3 separate regions of the Homo sapiens genome follow, and all the other regions are linked to region 1. Evidence: chromatin contacts called from ENCODE Hi-C data. All regions are on one chromosome and are shown on one strand. Each heading gives the region's core, a stretch centred on a gene start or an enhancer-like site at or near the end of the contact. The rest is flanking DNA. Distances are from core to core; before and after follow the strand shown. Region 1 holds the start of MRE11 (MRE11 double strand break repair nuclease). Region 2 holds the start of MAML2 (mastermind like transcriptional coactivator 2). Region 3 holds the start of MTMR2 (myotubularin related protein 2).

The links. A loop is a pair of places that touch in the nucleus more often than their neighbours do. Pooled maps may share reads with other maps.
Region 2: a pooled map shows a loop between it and region 1 (2.6-fold over the local background). The contact joins the promoter of MAML2 here to the promoter of MRE11 in region 1. A Hi-C loop is called at or near these places in 4 of 50 pooled maps.
Region 3: a map of naive thymus-derived CD4-positive, alpha-beta T cell shows a loop between it and region 1 (4-fold over the local background). The contact joins the promoter of MTMR2 here to the promoter of MRE11 in region 1. A Hi-C loop is called at or near these places in 2 of 168 maps with a recorded cell type or tissue (naive thymus-derived CD4-positive, alpha-beta T cell and transverse colon) and 8 of 50 pooled maps.

The regions. Positions count from the first base shown.
Region 1 is chr11:94,492,594-94,497,179 of GRCh38, forward strand. It overlaps MRE11 (MRE11 double strand break repair nuclease), which reads right to left and starts at 1,251. Exons shown (of 20, transcript NM_005591.4): 1 at 1,198-1,251; 2 at 189-313. The coding sequence starts at 208. It overlaps ANKRD49 (ankyrin repeat domain 49), which reads left to right and starts at 1,391. Exons shown (of 3, transcript NM_017704.3): 1 at 1,391-1,442; 2 at 4,011-4,358. The coding sequence starts at 4,101. RefSeq lists an enhancer at 1,601-1,690.
Region 2 is chr11:96,341,163-96,345,854 of GRCh38, forward strand. It overlaps MAML2 (mastermind like transcriptional coactivator 2), which reads right to left and starts at 2,033. Exons shown (of 5, transcript NM_032427.4): 1 at 221-2,033. The coding sequence starts at 733. MIR1260B (microRNA 1260b) reads left to right here and starts at 276; the gene lies at 276-364. RefSeq lists silencers at 650-909, 2,027-2,216.
Region 3 is chr11:95,921,946-95,926,637 of GRCh38, forward strand. It overlaps MTMR2 (myotubularin related protein 2), which reads right to left and starts at 2,162. Exons shown (of 15, transcript NM_016156.6): 1 at 1,930-2,162. The coding sequence starts at 2,009. RefSeq lists enhancers at 2,140-2,189, 2,250-2,379.

The DNA of each region.
Region 1 (4,586 bases), core at 1-2,500:
TTAGCTTCCAGTTAACAAACAGATAAATATTTAAAACATTCCAAATACCCTTTTTGATGACTAATATTTCTGTTCATAAACAGGTTCCTTATTTACTGCTTATTAAATAAGTTTTCTTTTACTGTGATCACAGTTGACGAGCTTTAGAAACCCCAAATAACAAGGGATTCCAGAAGTCAGGTGCTTACAGTGCATCTGCAGTACTCATTTTTATGGTCAGTCAAGCTCCTCTGGGACCAGGTTCTTCTCCAAGAACCCCTGGGTACTGTACTCAAATGTCAGAAAATGCACTCGATTCCAAATTCTAGAAATTCTAAAAACAAAATTACATCATAAAACACATTTTTTAAAAGCCTGCACGTATTTAACCAACATGATTTACGCTGCACAAGGTACAGACGTCTTAATTAGACTGGCAAATTTAGAAGTCTCATTTTCATCTAAGCACCCACTATACTTTTTTTTAATGAACTGAGCATAGAAAATAATATATCTCCAGTGTACATCCTGTTTCCTAGTTTCACCAAGATGATTAAACTCCTATTTTCCTTTCCCGTGCTCTTATGGGAAATTAATGTATGCTAAATAAATGGGCAGAAAGGGTCACATACGGTTCTGGTTCAACACACAAACAACTCTAGATGTGCAGATATTTTTAAGTTGCACGCATAGGTTACTCTGGAGAACAGAGGCAATCCTGTATTTCCTATTCAAACCCCACGATTTTTTTTAAAGGACCTGGCTAGTTTGGAAAAGGGAACGGGCCCGCGTTTAAAGCGAGTGTAAATAAACAAACACGTGGTCTGCGGAGGAACACCTTTAAGCACCAGCAGGATGACTGAAAATAGCCAGGTTTGGGGAAGAGTGGCTGCCACCGCGAGACAACCCCCACCACATCTGGAGCTCCAGATTCCGTCGGGATTCCAAGCCTCAACACGCCCTCACCGCAGGGAACCTCGGAATCAGAACGCTGAGCCCGCCAGGACCCCTCCCCTGCCCACTCGGCCCGCTCTTCCCGAGGTTCCAGTTAACTCTGGGCTTCCGCCTGGGAACCTGCAGAAACAGGAGACGAATGCGATTCCTAAATTACCCCACTGCTGGACTCTTCGAAGCCCCACAATCGCGACCCAAGGCTGTCTTCTTTTCGGGAAGAAAGGGCAGGATCCGTGAAAAGAAAACAACACGGTCTGAACTTGCCTCTGAGAACCCGCAGGGCCGTAAACCTGAATTCCGCGGGAGAGAACGGCGTCCGTTTCTCTCGCGACACTTCATGGATAACGTAGATGCTTCAAGTCCAGTTCGGCTCTCATTGGCTACCGCACGCAGTGAGGGGGCGGGGAAAGTAGCGGCGAGGCCCCGCCCTCACGCAGGAGCCAATCCTGAGCAGGCTAGGAGACGAACCCGGAAGTGAGATGCAAGGCGGCGATTTTCCCTTCTGTCAGGTGGGTTGTTATTCCCTGTCCCGGACCTCGCTTTTTGATGGACCGGCGCCATCTAAGAACTCCTGAGCCCGTGGGGGTGGGTAGCCTGTGGACACAGGCCGAGCCCTGCAGGTCAGGCCGCTTCGTGGTCCCCAGGTAGGACCGAAGCCGCTTCTCCGCTCTTGGCTGTTTGGAAGGCCGCAGGCGGAGCTCACGGGCCTGTGAGCTCCCGGCTGGTGGCAGAGTGCCGGAGCTGGATCCCCTCTCCCTCCCTCCCAGTCGCCAGACCCTCTACAGGTGTCGCCCCTAGGTCCTTGAGTTCAGCACATCTGCACTGCTTTGTGCTGAGAGCAGTAAGATGTATAGTGCAGCGAAAAATAATGTAGAACTTTTGAATTAGAACGTCTGCCCTTTCAGTTCCATTGAAGGGTCCTTGATCTAGGGCAAGTTGTTTTAATCTATCTGAACCTCCTTCACCAGTAAGGTTTATAGCCCCGCCTATCACTGAGTTGTTTGTAAGGAGTTGACATAGTTCGGATCTCTCTCAAAATAGGATATGCCCTTTAAGTTAGGAAACATACCCTGACATTCCTGATGGAATATCAGGAATATCATCATCAAGTCATCAGTTTTGTTTCTTAACTGTAAGTCGGGTAGATGCGCCTAGGCTTGGCTTTTTAAACTAAATATACCAGTAAAATTTTGTACATAATTTTTTGTATCTGGATCTGTAAACTCAAAATTTATATAAAGGGAGTTTTTATTGAAAGGAAAAGCATGTTGGGGGAGAGGGTAAGATCTGTGGTATAAGGTTACTATATTTGATATAATTACAAGTGAACTTTTATTTATTAGCATCTGTTAAGTGTTTAATGAATTGATGTATGGTCATTTTTGTGTTGCAAGGTTCAGGAATTAGTTTGAGAATCAAAGAAAAAGTGGAAGCTCCAGGAGAATTAATAAAACACAGAGCAATTCTGATTGGATATCTCTGATTCCAAGGGTGTCTCTGATTGGGTGACTGAAAAGCCGGATTGGCCTTAGGAATACTTTAGTAAAATTCTTACATTTTACAATAAAGTAACAGGACCAGAAAAGTTACTGGACATGAGTAATACATTTAAACTTGAGTTTAGTGCTATTGCCACTAGTAATAAAGTTTAATACCACATTAAGATTGTATACTGTTAAACTTGTGAGATTAGGTATCAAGAAATCAGTATCTTGGGGTTATGCCTAACTCTGGAACTTCTCAGAATCCATTCCAGGCAAAATCAAGTGACAAGACTTTAATTAAATGTAATGCTACACATACTTCTTAATGCCTTCTATAGACAAGTAGGAGATAAATATAAGTTAAATGTGGTCCTTATCTTTCAGCTTATAATCTTTTAAGGGGCTAAAACAAGAACAAAGTTAGAGGTGAAATGTAGCACCAAAAAAAGTAGAAAGCAGAAAGCGATCTAAATGAGAGGATCAAGAAAGAATGAAAGAGATAACATCAGAGAAGAGCCTTGAAAGACTGATTATATTTCAACAAATAGAGTTGAGAGGCTGGGAATTCGTATTTGTAAATTATCTATTGGTTATTCTCCTTTTCTTTAATTGATTAAGGTTTATATGTTGTGTAACCCTTTAAGCTGATATTGGTTTAAAAATTAATATGGCAGCTTAGCAGAATAAACATCAGTTCCTTCAGGAAGCCTTCTTTAATCCCTTAGGACTAGGGGAATTATGAACCTCCTGTATACTCATGGTTTCTAGACAAGGTCTTGTAGTAGTACTTATCATGTTGTCTTTGCCAGACACATGATGTCTTTGCCAGTCACCTACACTAGAGTAAGCTTCCTGAGGTGAAGACATGGATCTTGCTCATTATTGAATCCCAGTACCCAGAAGTTGGCACATACCAGACATTCTATTCATATTAGTTGAATGAAGGAATGAATGACAGCCAAAATTCAGTTGAAAACAAGGACCCAACTAAGAACTATAGTTGCCTATCAATAAACAGGACTACTTTTTAAAGCAGTGAATTTTCCTAGGCCTGAAATTATCAAAGTAGAAATAGGATAATTAGTGTAGATGCTGTGATAAAGATATATGTACCGATGACAGATTGGAACAGATGTCCTTTTGGGGGCTATTCCATCTTCAAGAATCCCTGATTCTTCGAAATAGTATTTTTAGGAATTAGAAGTTTTTATTTCTGCTCTATATTATCTGTGTGTCTAGTTTATAAAAATCTTGAATGCACCTGTCTTCATTGTATTAGTTATACTTCAAAACCTTTAAGCATTCATCACTGTTAGCATAACACCATCATACCTAAACCAGTAGATTAAAAATAATAGTTATAATAATATAATTGACTTAGAAGAAAACAACAAAAGTAAGAAGCATTAGACCACTATTAGATCATAGTTTGTTGTTTTCTGTCAGCATCAGTATTTAGTGTATGTAAGGGATATCATGAGAAAAACAAGAGTTTAGACAGGGTTTAATTGTATATGTTTGCAAGACTTATCTATGCAGTTGATAAAGCCTGAATTATTGTTTTACTAATAACTTTTGTATTTGTGTTTTCAGATCTTGATGAACAAAGCAGTCATAATTCATCTCTAGAAAGATTTATATCCTGGCATTTGAAATGCTTTTTATTTAGAATAGTAGTAAAAAATGGAAAAAGAAAAAGGAAATGATGATGGAATACCAGACCAAGAGAATTCCTTGGATTTTTCTGAACACTTTAACCAACTTGAATTGTTGGAAACACATGGACACCTTATTCCTACTGGTACTCAAAGTCTTTGGGTAGGCAATTCTGATGAAGATGAGGAGCAAGATGACAAAAATGAAGAGTGGTATCGATTGCAAGAAAAAAAAATGGAAAAAGACCCAAGCAGATTGCTTCTTTGGGCTGCTGAAAAAAATCGGGTAAAAAAAAAAATTACAGAGGGAAGTGTGACAGTAGGAAAAGCACTGGGTTCAAGCCAGAAGACCTGCCTTTACTGTTATGGCCATCATACCTATCTCTTGATTGTGAGGACCAAATGAGACAATGTACATGAAAGCACATATTAAGCTGCAAAGTGTCATGCTAGGTATTATTTGGGGGTTTAAGGATAATTATCTATAAAGATAGCAAGCAATCATCTATATTTT
Region 2 (4,692 bases), core at 783-3,282, 1.8 Mb after region 1:
GAATATCCTATAAGCGAAGGAAAACCCAGGAGTGAGCACCAACAGAACATGATGAGTAGGCGCATGAAACCACCCGAACACACCCAATGGCCTTTAAGGTAGTCAGGTGACATCTTGGCCTTTTTCATTGCCATCCACTCTACCTTAGGCCAAAGCAAACTCTACCCTCACAAAAGGTCACAGGACCACAGCCAGAACCATGAGAAAGCCAGGTGCTTACCGCAATCAGGGCTGAGTTCCTCTGGTCCCCTGGGGTTGAAGCGGGCGGCTGCTGCTCTCCGTTTATCCCACCACTGCCACCATTATTGCTACTGTTCAGCAGGTGCTGCTGGTGGTGATGGTGATAGTCTGGTGGGGGCGGTGGGGCTGCTGTTGCTGCTGCTTGGGAGGCCGCAGGAGGGGCAGCAGGGGGCGGTGGAGGGGCTGTAGTGGTGGCAGCAGTGGCGGTGGCCTTGGTGTGTTTGCCAGCTTTCCTTGCCCCCTGGCCATGCTGTACAAGGCTCAGGAGCTGCAAGGTGCTTTCTCTTTCCCGGTCTGAGCTCTCGGCCCTACCTCGTTCATATCGTCCTTCACAGCTCAGGTGGTGTTGGCGGCAGACAGCGATCCGAGCCCGGAGGCGCTCCACGATAGCACTGTGCACTCTCGGGGTGACTGAGCCCCCTCCAAGGAGCCCCGCCCCAGAGGCCCCCCCTAGCCCTCCTGCGGGGGCCTGCGGGGGCGCTGTGTCCCCCATCTTACCGGACACAATGATTGCTGCCTCTGGGATGGTGAGGTGGAAAGAGGCTACTGCTGGCTATTGCAGGCAAGTCTGTTTTTGACAATGTGAGCTCAGTGTTCAGGGCCACATGAATAGAGGTCTTCAGAGGTTGTGGGGGAGCCGTGGAGAAGTTGTGGGGGAGGGGAGTTAGTAAAAAGAGGGTGGGGAGAAAGAATAGAAACCAACTGGGGGGAGGATAAGTTGGAAACAAACCCTGATTAACTTACTCTAATTGCATTTGACAGCTCTGGAGAAGTTGGACAGAGTTGGTGGATTTTTTTTCCTCCACCAAGCTGACAAGAGCCACTAGGTACTTTGTAAACACACGATCTGGGGGTTAGATCAAGAATTCAGGGATTGTCCAGCAAGAGACAGAAACACACAGCAAAAGGTATTGAGAGAGGTATTAATAGAGAGGACTCCCCCTCACCTAGTTGTTTCCGACAATTCTTTATGGGGATGTTTCTGCAGAGAAACACATTTCTACCATGTCTATGTAACCAGCAGCCTTGACTTTTCCTCAGGTTAAATAAAAAACCAAAACAAAACAAAACAGTGCTGTTTCAGAAGATGTTTAAGTCACTGTTCAAAATGTGCAAAAATCAAGGGAGACTGTCTTTTGGCTTTTAATTTTTCCTCCCTTTCCTTTCGCTCCGGTGTTTTCTCCTCTTTGGGGTACTGTAGGATGTTGTCTTCTCCCAAAAGAGGGAGACAGCTTTTCAACTGTTAACAATGTCAGTAATTGGACTTTTGGACCATGCTTTTTTCTTCAGCTAATCCAATCACCGGTAAAATCCTCACTCCCTCTAAGGTTTCCTAGCCTTAAATGAAAAGCAATCTTAAGTCGCTAGCCACTGAGAGAGATCCTTCAACACATTTTTTTCTTTCCCGCTTACGTTTCTATTCCTCACCCCCGGCTCTATTCTAATACAGTATCAAGAGAGACAAACTCTTCCGAGAGTAATTTACAAACGATGGTCAAACTTACAAACTTCCAGCAAATTGCACCGAGTCATGTCCAGCCACTTTTCTGTCCACTTTTGTACATTCCATCCCCGGCCAGTGGATCTGAGGGTCTGGACTCGCAATAAGCAATCTGGTTCTATCTCCTGTATTTGCTCCGCTTTATAGATGGAAAAAAAAAGTAGCTTGTATTTTCCTTTCTCTTTCTCGTCTGTTGTTAGCCGCTTTGCTGACACTGGCTCGCGCCCGGAGTCACGGCGATACACAGGCTTTCATTGTGCTCCGATAGGAGAGGGAGAGAAAGAGAGAGAGTGAGACAGAGAAGGAGAAAGAGAGAGCCAGCAAGCTGCAGATGGGGGTGGGGGGGCGGGGAGAGGGCGGGAGAGCTCGTTCGAGGCTCCCTGGTGGAAGGCTGGTGCCACTGCGCGAGTGAGTAATCGCAGCCAGGCACCGGGGAAAGGGGAACGCAGAGGGCCTCCCAGTGGCTGAAGAGGTAAATCCCAAGCCCTGCGCATCTCAGCTGCCCTGGCTCAGCTCAGCATCAGACTCGGTTAAGCGGGGAAGGCTGGGGAAATTCCCCAACCTCTACACAACCATTTCACCAGCTCTAAATGTTTAAGAAATTCCGGGCCAGGAATGTGTTTTCCCTTTCAGCCCTACATTACGCCCCGCTGAGGATATCATTTTCATTTTTCAGTATATTGTAAATGACACCACTGAGCAACCTAGCACGAGCTGTGTGAGCACCGAGGAAATGTTCATTAATAGAATAAGGAAGATATGAATGTGTGTGTTGAGGGCGGAAGGGGTTGCGCGTGGAGAGGAGAGGTAATCACATTGTTAGCTCCTAAAGGGCAGGCAGGTGTAGCGTTTGTCTACCTGCCTGCCCATTTGTGTGTCTCTGGATAAGTGAGTCTGGGTGATCACAGGCAAATCAGTTGGGATAAATAAAATATTTTATGAGAATGATACAATTATCGATACCAGTTCTAGAAAAAAACGCTTTTTTTTTGGGAATGCATGATTGCCTATGAAAAACCAAATATAAGACCTGAAGTATCCTTAGCTACCTGGTGCACATATACAATGAGGAAAGTCAATGTGTAGCAGCTGAGTTTCAAAAAGTTTTTTTTTTTTTTTTCTTTTAATGGAGTCTTGTTATGTTGCCCAGGCTGGAGTTGAACTCCTGGGCTCAAGTGATCCTCCCACTTGAGCCTCCTGAGTAGCTGGAACTACAGGTACTCACCACTACTGCACCTGGCTCTGAGTTTCAAGAAGTTTAATAATAGAAACCAAATAGATCTCACACAGATCATTGTTCCCCCATTTTCAAGTGATCCAACCTTTAAAATATCCAATCCTGGCCAGGCACAGTGGCTCACGCCTGTAATCCCAGCACTTTGGGAGGCCAAGGCAGGTGTATTACCTGAGTTCAAGAGTTCAAGACCAGCCTGGCCAATATGGTGAAACCCCGTCTCTGCTAAAACTACAAAAATTAGCTGAGCATGGTGTCATACGCCTGTAATCCCAGCTACTCGGGAGGCTGAGACAGGATAATTGCTGGAACCCAGGAGGCGGAGGTCGCAGTGAGCTAAGATCACGCCACTGCGCTCCAACCTGGGCAACAGGGTGAGTCTCTGTCTCCAAAAAAAAAAAAAAAACTTATTGTGGATTCTGCTTATTTTCAATTATGAAGATTAAATTAAGGTGAGCATAATACTGCAACAGTCAGGACCAAAAATATTCTGGGTATCCTAATTTGGAAGTCATTTGGATTTGAGGTCTCAAATAATATACCTTCAGTAATCTAAACAAACTCTGGCATTTCACGAATATGGTCGTTTCAAACTGAGCTATGGATAGAAATAGGCAAAATCAAGGCAAACATCTCAATACTGGATTTATTTGCAATTTAGTTCCCTATAGGATAGCCTACTTTAGTCCATTTTATTTTCACCAATCCTGTTAGCTTGGAAATGGGGACAAATACACTCAGATTTTTTGTTTGTTTTATAATTTCTTTTATTTCTTTTTTTAAATTTTATTATTATTATACTTTAAGTTTTAGGGTACATGTTCACAACGTGCAGGTTTGTTACATATGTATACATGTGCCATGCTGGTGTGCTGCACCCATGAACTCGTTATTTAGCATTAGGCATATCTCCTAATGCTATCTCTCCCCCCTCACCCCACCCCACAACAGTCCCCAGAGTGTGATGTTCCCCTTCCTGTGTCCATGTGATCTCATTGTTCAATTCCCACCTATGAGTGAGAACATGCGGTGTTTGTTTCTTCGTCCTTGTGATAGTTTGCTGAGAATGATGGTTTCCAGCTTCATCCATGTCCCTACAAAGGACATGAACTCATCAATTTTTATGGCTGCATAGTATTCCATGGTGTATATGTGCCACATTTTCTTAATCCAGTCTATCATTGTTGGACATTTGGGTTGGTTCCAAGTCTTTACTATTGTGAATAGTGCCGCAATAAACGTACCAGTGCATGTGTCTCTATAGCAGCATAATTTATAGTCCTTTGGGTATATACCCAGTAATGGGATGGCTGGGTCAAATGGTATTTCTAGTTCTAGATCCCTGAGGAATCGCCACACTGACTTCCACAATGGTTAAACTAGTTTACAGTCCCACCAACAGTGTAAAAGTGTTCCTATTTCTCCACATCCTCTCCAGCACCTGTTGTTTCCTGACTTTTTAATGATTGCCATTCTAACTGGTGTGAGATGGTATCTCATAGTGGTTTTGATTTGCGTTTCTCTGATGGCCAATGACGATGAGCATTTTTTCATGTGCTTTTTGGCTGCATAAATGTCTTCTTTCGAGAAGTGTCTGTTCATATCCTTTGCCCACTTTTTATGGGGTTATTTGTTTTTTTCTTGTAAATTTGTTTGAGTTCATTTAGATTCTGGATATTAGCCCTTTGTCAGATGGGTAGGTTGCAAAAATTTTCTC
Region 3 (4,692 bases), core at 912-3,411, 1.4 Mb after region 1:
CAAGTGGCACCGTTAGGTATATTAGTTTGTAATAATAAAGGACACTTATTTCGTGTAATTGCAAAAATCCAAAACAAAGGTTATTTGCAAAGGAATTATCTTTAAAATTAATATCAATGCATTCATCTTAGTATTGTCATTAAAATTTTAAAAATGACAATGTTAGAGTTCCAAGGGACCTTACAGATTTTCTAGATCAAGCTTCTTATTTTAAAAGATGAGAAAACTGTAGACTAGAAAGTCTAAATGAAAAGACCAAAGAGCTAGCTCAGCCAGAGACTTCAGCATGGGAGCTTCCTAACTTCCAGTACTTCCTTCTTTCTAACATACTGTGCTGCTTCATGTGGTTCTAACTTCTCTGCCTTGGATGAGAGTACTGGTTGCCTCTTATGCTATTCTGAGGCATAGTTGTCATTTGTAACTTTCCCATAAAATTCGAATTTTCCAACCTGTTTTCTGAATGAATTACACAACTGAACATGTTAATCCTCAGCTTTCCAAATTTCAAAGCAATAAATACAGAATTCAAAAAATACTTGATTCAAACGTGCAATATATATAATCAAACTGCAAAGAAAAATCCTCCTTTCCTGGATAATTCAGGCTACAAATTCGAAAAAAAAAAAACCATTTAGTGAGCACCTATCACATGCTGAGACTATGTTAAGTGCTGGAGATATGAAGATGATTAAGATTGCCCTCAAGTATAATAGCTTATAACCTGGTAGAAAAGGCACTTTAAGCCAACAATTATAGTGTGCTTATTAAAGACTCTGAAAAACGACTGTGCAGGGAGCTATGAGTGCATATGGCAATGTAGAATGACGGGATCAGACAGTGGTTCCCCAGTGAGGTGCTGAACATCAACAGGAAAAAAGGCAATAACTACCCATATTTAGCAGAATCCAAAATGAATTATAATAGAGCCACTTCAACTGATTGAAGGAGAAAATGAAAATTGTGTGTTTTCACACAGCAGTTATCGAATCACTCTCTAATAACAATTAGACTATTATTCAGTGGAAAAGAACCAGATTTCATCGTGGCTGCATAAAAAGCAAATACAGGTCTTATATTATTTTTTAAAAAATTTTTAAATCATTATTTTAAAATCAAAGAAAAAGACTGCATCCAAAACGCGTCTAGTTAATATTCATAAAAGCTCTCTGCAAAGCTGCATAAAGTCCTCCTCAAAATTCCAGGATAAAATTCCCATCTGTTACAAGAGAAATGACAACGTGGAGAACCAGTAGCCCAAGAAGGAAGAAAACTACCACTCATTTTGTTTTCTTAAACCTATCACTGGGGATAAAAACCACTCAGATTCCTTGATACTGACTTTCAGCTGGAAGATTTAGAAAAGAGAAGCACAGGAGACATTTTTATTTACATATTTAAGCAAAAAGGGAGGCGAGAAGAAAATCAGAGTGTAGAGAAAAGCATGAAAGAAATTAAGAAGGTGAAGCCATGAAAAGAGAGAAAAGGGCTGGGCAAGAACCCAAAAACCAAAGACATAAGAAGGGGTGGAGGAGGAAAGACTGACTTTAGGATGGTTTTGGAAAAAGTGACAGAGAAAGACAGGAAATGTGGGGAAAAGAATGGGGGCGGGGGGAACTGTCTTAAAAAAGGTTTGAGAGGGAATGAAAGACAGGAGAAAGTAATTAACTGGGACCACCTCCATCGGGGAGAAAACGAGATCGGAATATGAAAGGTAGAGGAATCGATAAAGAAGCAGCGAGTTTTAACCTCCTTTTCCTCAGCCTCCACGCCCCAGGGAGGGAGGCAGAAGTGGTTCCCAAGTCCCGGGGAAGGAATTCCGGCGTAGCCTTCAGAAACCAGAATCCGCGAATTGGGGCAACAATCCAGCAGGTCCCCGGCCCCTCTCCATCCCCTTCGGACGCTGGGCGGGGCCCTGGGCGTCCTGGTTACCTGGACAAGGAGTCCACGCTGGGCGGCCGAGCCGCCGCCGGCTGGGAGCCAAGACTCTCGCAGCTCGAGCTCTTCTCCATCGCGCGGCAGGGGCAGCACAGGGAAAGGCTGAAGCAGTCTTCGCGGCTACAGGGCGGGAGAAGCGGAGGGCGGAGTGCTACGGACCGGGGCCGCAGTCAGGCCAGCGCCGGCCCGGGAGGGAGACCGGAAGCGGCCATGTTCCCCCAGAGTGCACCGCGCCTGTAGGCTGCTGGGCAGCGGGAAGACCCCACTGCGCAGCTCAGACGCCGGCATCGACTCTCCGTGCTGGCTGTGTCCGGCCGCGCGACATCTGGTCTTGGGGAAAGGGAGGTGGCGGCTCCCAGGGTGAGGGGGTCTGGTGAAGCGGGAGGGATGAAGGACCAGACCCTTATGGAAGGAGGAGAAATCCTAGGTGTAAGAGGAATGAGGGAACACTAAACATGAGGGTCTCAGGAAGGCGATAAGGACCTGAGGCCAGGAGGATGATTTAGACAGGAATGTGGGGGTCAAGGAAAACAAGAGGACCGGATAATGAGAGAAAAGTGAGAAAGAGGTATGGGAGAGGGATTGGGGAGGATCTGATATACATGCAAAAAGAATTATATACTACTGGATGCGGTGGTGTTGGATTACCCAAGTAGAAGACAAACTTTCACCGATTTTTCCCTGCCCTTTCAAATTCCCGTGCCTAGCAGGAAGGGAGTGTGGAGGAATAGAACTGTGATAAGAGAACAGGAACTGGGTAAAGGGGAAATGCTTCTGCTAGGATTTTTCTGTTAGGATACAGGAAAGCCATAAGGACACCATAAAGGGATTTTTCTGATTGAGATTGAATCCTAATCATCTCATGTATGGGGTGTAAAATTATGCAAAGATTATTCCTGTAAAAAAAAAATCAGACCATCCTTAAAAAACTTCCTTGCTAGGATAAATTGAATTATATTGATTTAAACTAGATTTAATTTATAATGTACAACTGATGTCTTTTAAAAAACCTTATAGTTGCAGTGCAGTATTAACTTGCAAGTACATTCCCAAGAAGAACAACCTAGCTTAGTTATGTTCAGTGTAAGGTAGAATAGTTACTGATGAGTATGTGTTTAAGCACAAAAGGCTTAGCCTTTTTTGAGTTTGGCGAGGACAGACAGCGACCGATTGTTTTTATTTCCATAATTTTTAAGATACCTTAACTGGACTCTGTAGGCAAAGGGAGTAGGTAGTCAAAAACATTTTTTAACAAGCTTAAATATCTATCATGACTCATAGAAGAATTTCCTTATTTCTTCACCATCTCTACCTGCCTTCCAAAATGCTGACTCACTGTCAGCTACTTTGACTTAAATTTCCTTAGTGAAGGCTGATGAACCCTTGAATGGGAGACCTATGTACTTTCTTCCACCCAGTTCATTCGTAGCACTTTGTTAATAGAACCCTCGAAACCTTCTGCCTGATGTAACAATATGTGTATGGTTCTATCTAGTGATTAATAAAGAACAGTGTAGTAAAAGTGTAGAGACTTTGGAACCAGACAGATCTTCATCGGAATCCCGGTTCTGTCTCTACACTTGCTCTGTGCTGTGGTTAAGTTGTTTCACATCTCTAAAATGGGAATAAAATGGGAATAAAAATATCTACGTAATAGGTTGTTTTTCTCTGTGCAGAGTCGGTTGCACAGTACGGTCTCACTAAGTAGATTTATTATTACTTGTTTTTCCACTGAACTTACTGCTTGACTTCTAACCTGACTGGTAAAATGGTAACTTCTCAGAGTGAAAACACAAGCAAAGAATATCAGCTGGAAATTAATTAGTGAACTCTAATTAATTAATGAACTCTAAGAAAATGAAAAAACATGGTTAACTTGGGACCTCACCAAAAGTTATTAATTTTTCAATTTATAATCTGGGCTGTTTTTTCTCAAACTATCTGCAAGAAGGAACAGTGTTTTGTTTTTAATTTTCAAACCATCACCAACCAAAACTTTTTTAAAATATAAGAAAAATTAATCACAGTTGGTTCCATATCCTCAGATTCAACCAACCACAGATTGAAAAATTTGTAAAAATTGTAAAAAACAAAATAATACAAATAGAAGACAATACAGTATAACAACTATTTACATAACATTTACATTGTATTAGATATTATAAGTAATCTAGAGTTGATTTAAAGTATACAGGAGGGTATGCATAGGTTATATGTAGACACTAATGCCATTTTATTTAAGAGACTTGAGCATCTTTAGCTTTTACTATCCTTGGGGGTCCTGAAACCAATAACCTGCAGATACTAAGGGATAACTGCACTAGGAAAATTAAAGAAAAAGGTTTGCAAAATACAAGGCCAAATTGTTTATTAGATTTAACAGATATTACTCCTTGAAAGTTTCGTGAAAGTTCCTAAACACTTATTCTCAATATTGCGTTGATCTCATCATAGACTGACAACAGTTCATGTATGGGTACTACACCAAAAAACCATTGAGATCTCATAAATTAATAAAGTTGCAGAATACAAAATCCACATCCAAAATTAGTTTGCATTTCTATGCATCTATAATGGCCAAAAAAGAAATCAAGAAGGCAATCCCATTTACAAAAACTGCAAAACAAAAACAAACAAACAAAAACCAGGAATAAGTTTAACCAAGGAAATGAAAGACCTCTACAAGAAAAACTATAAAACTCTGATAAAGGAAATTGAAGAAGATGCAAATAAATGGAAAGACATTTCATGCTCATG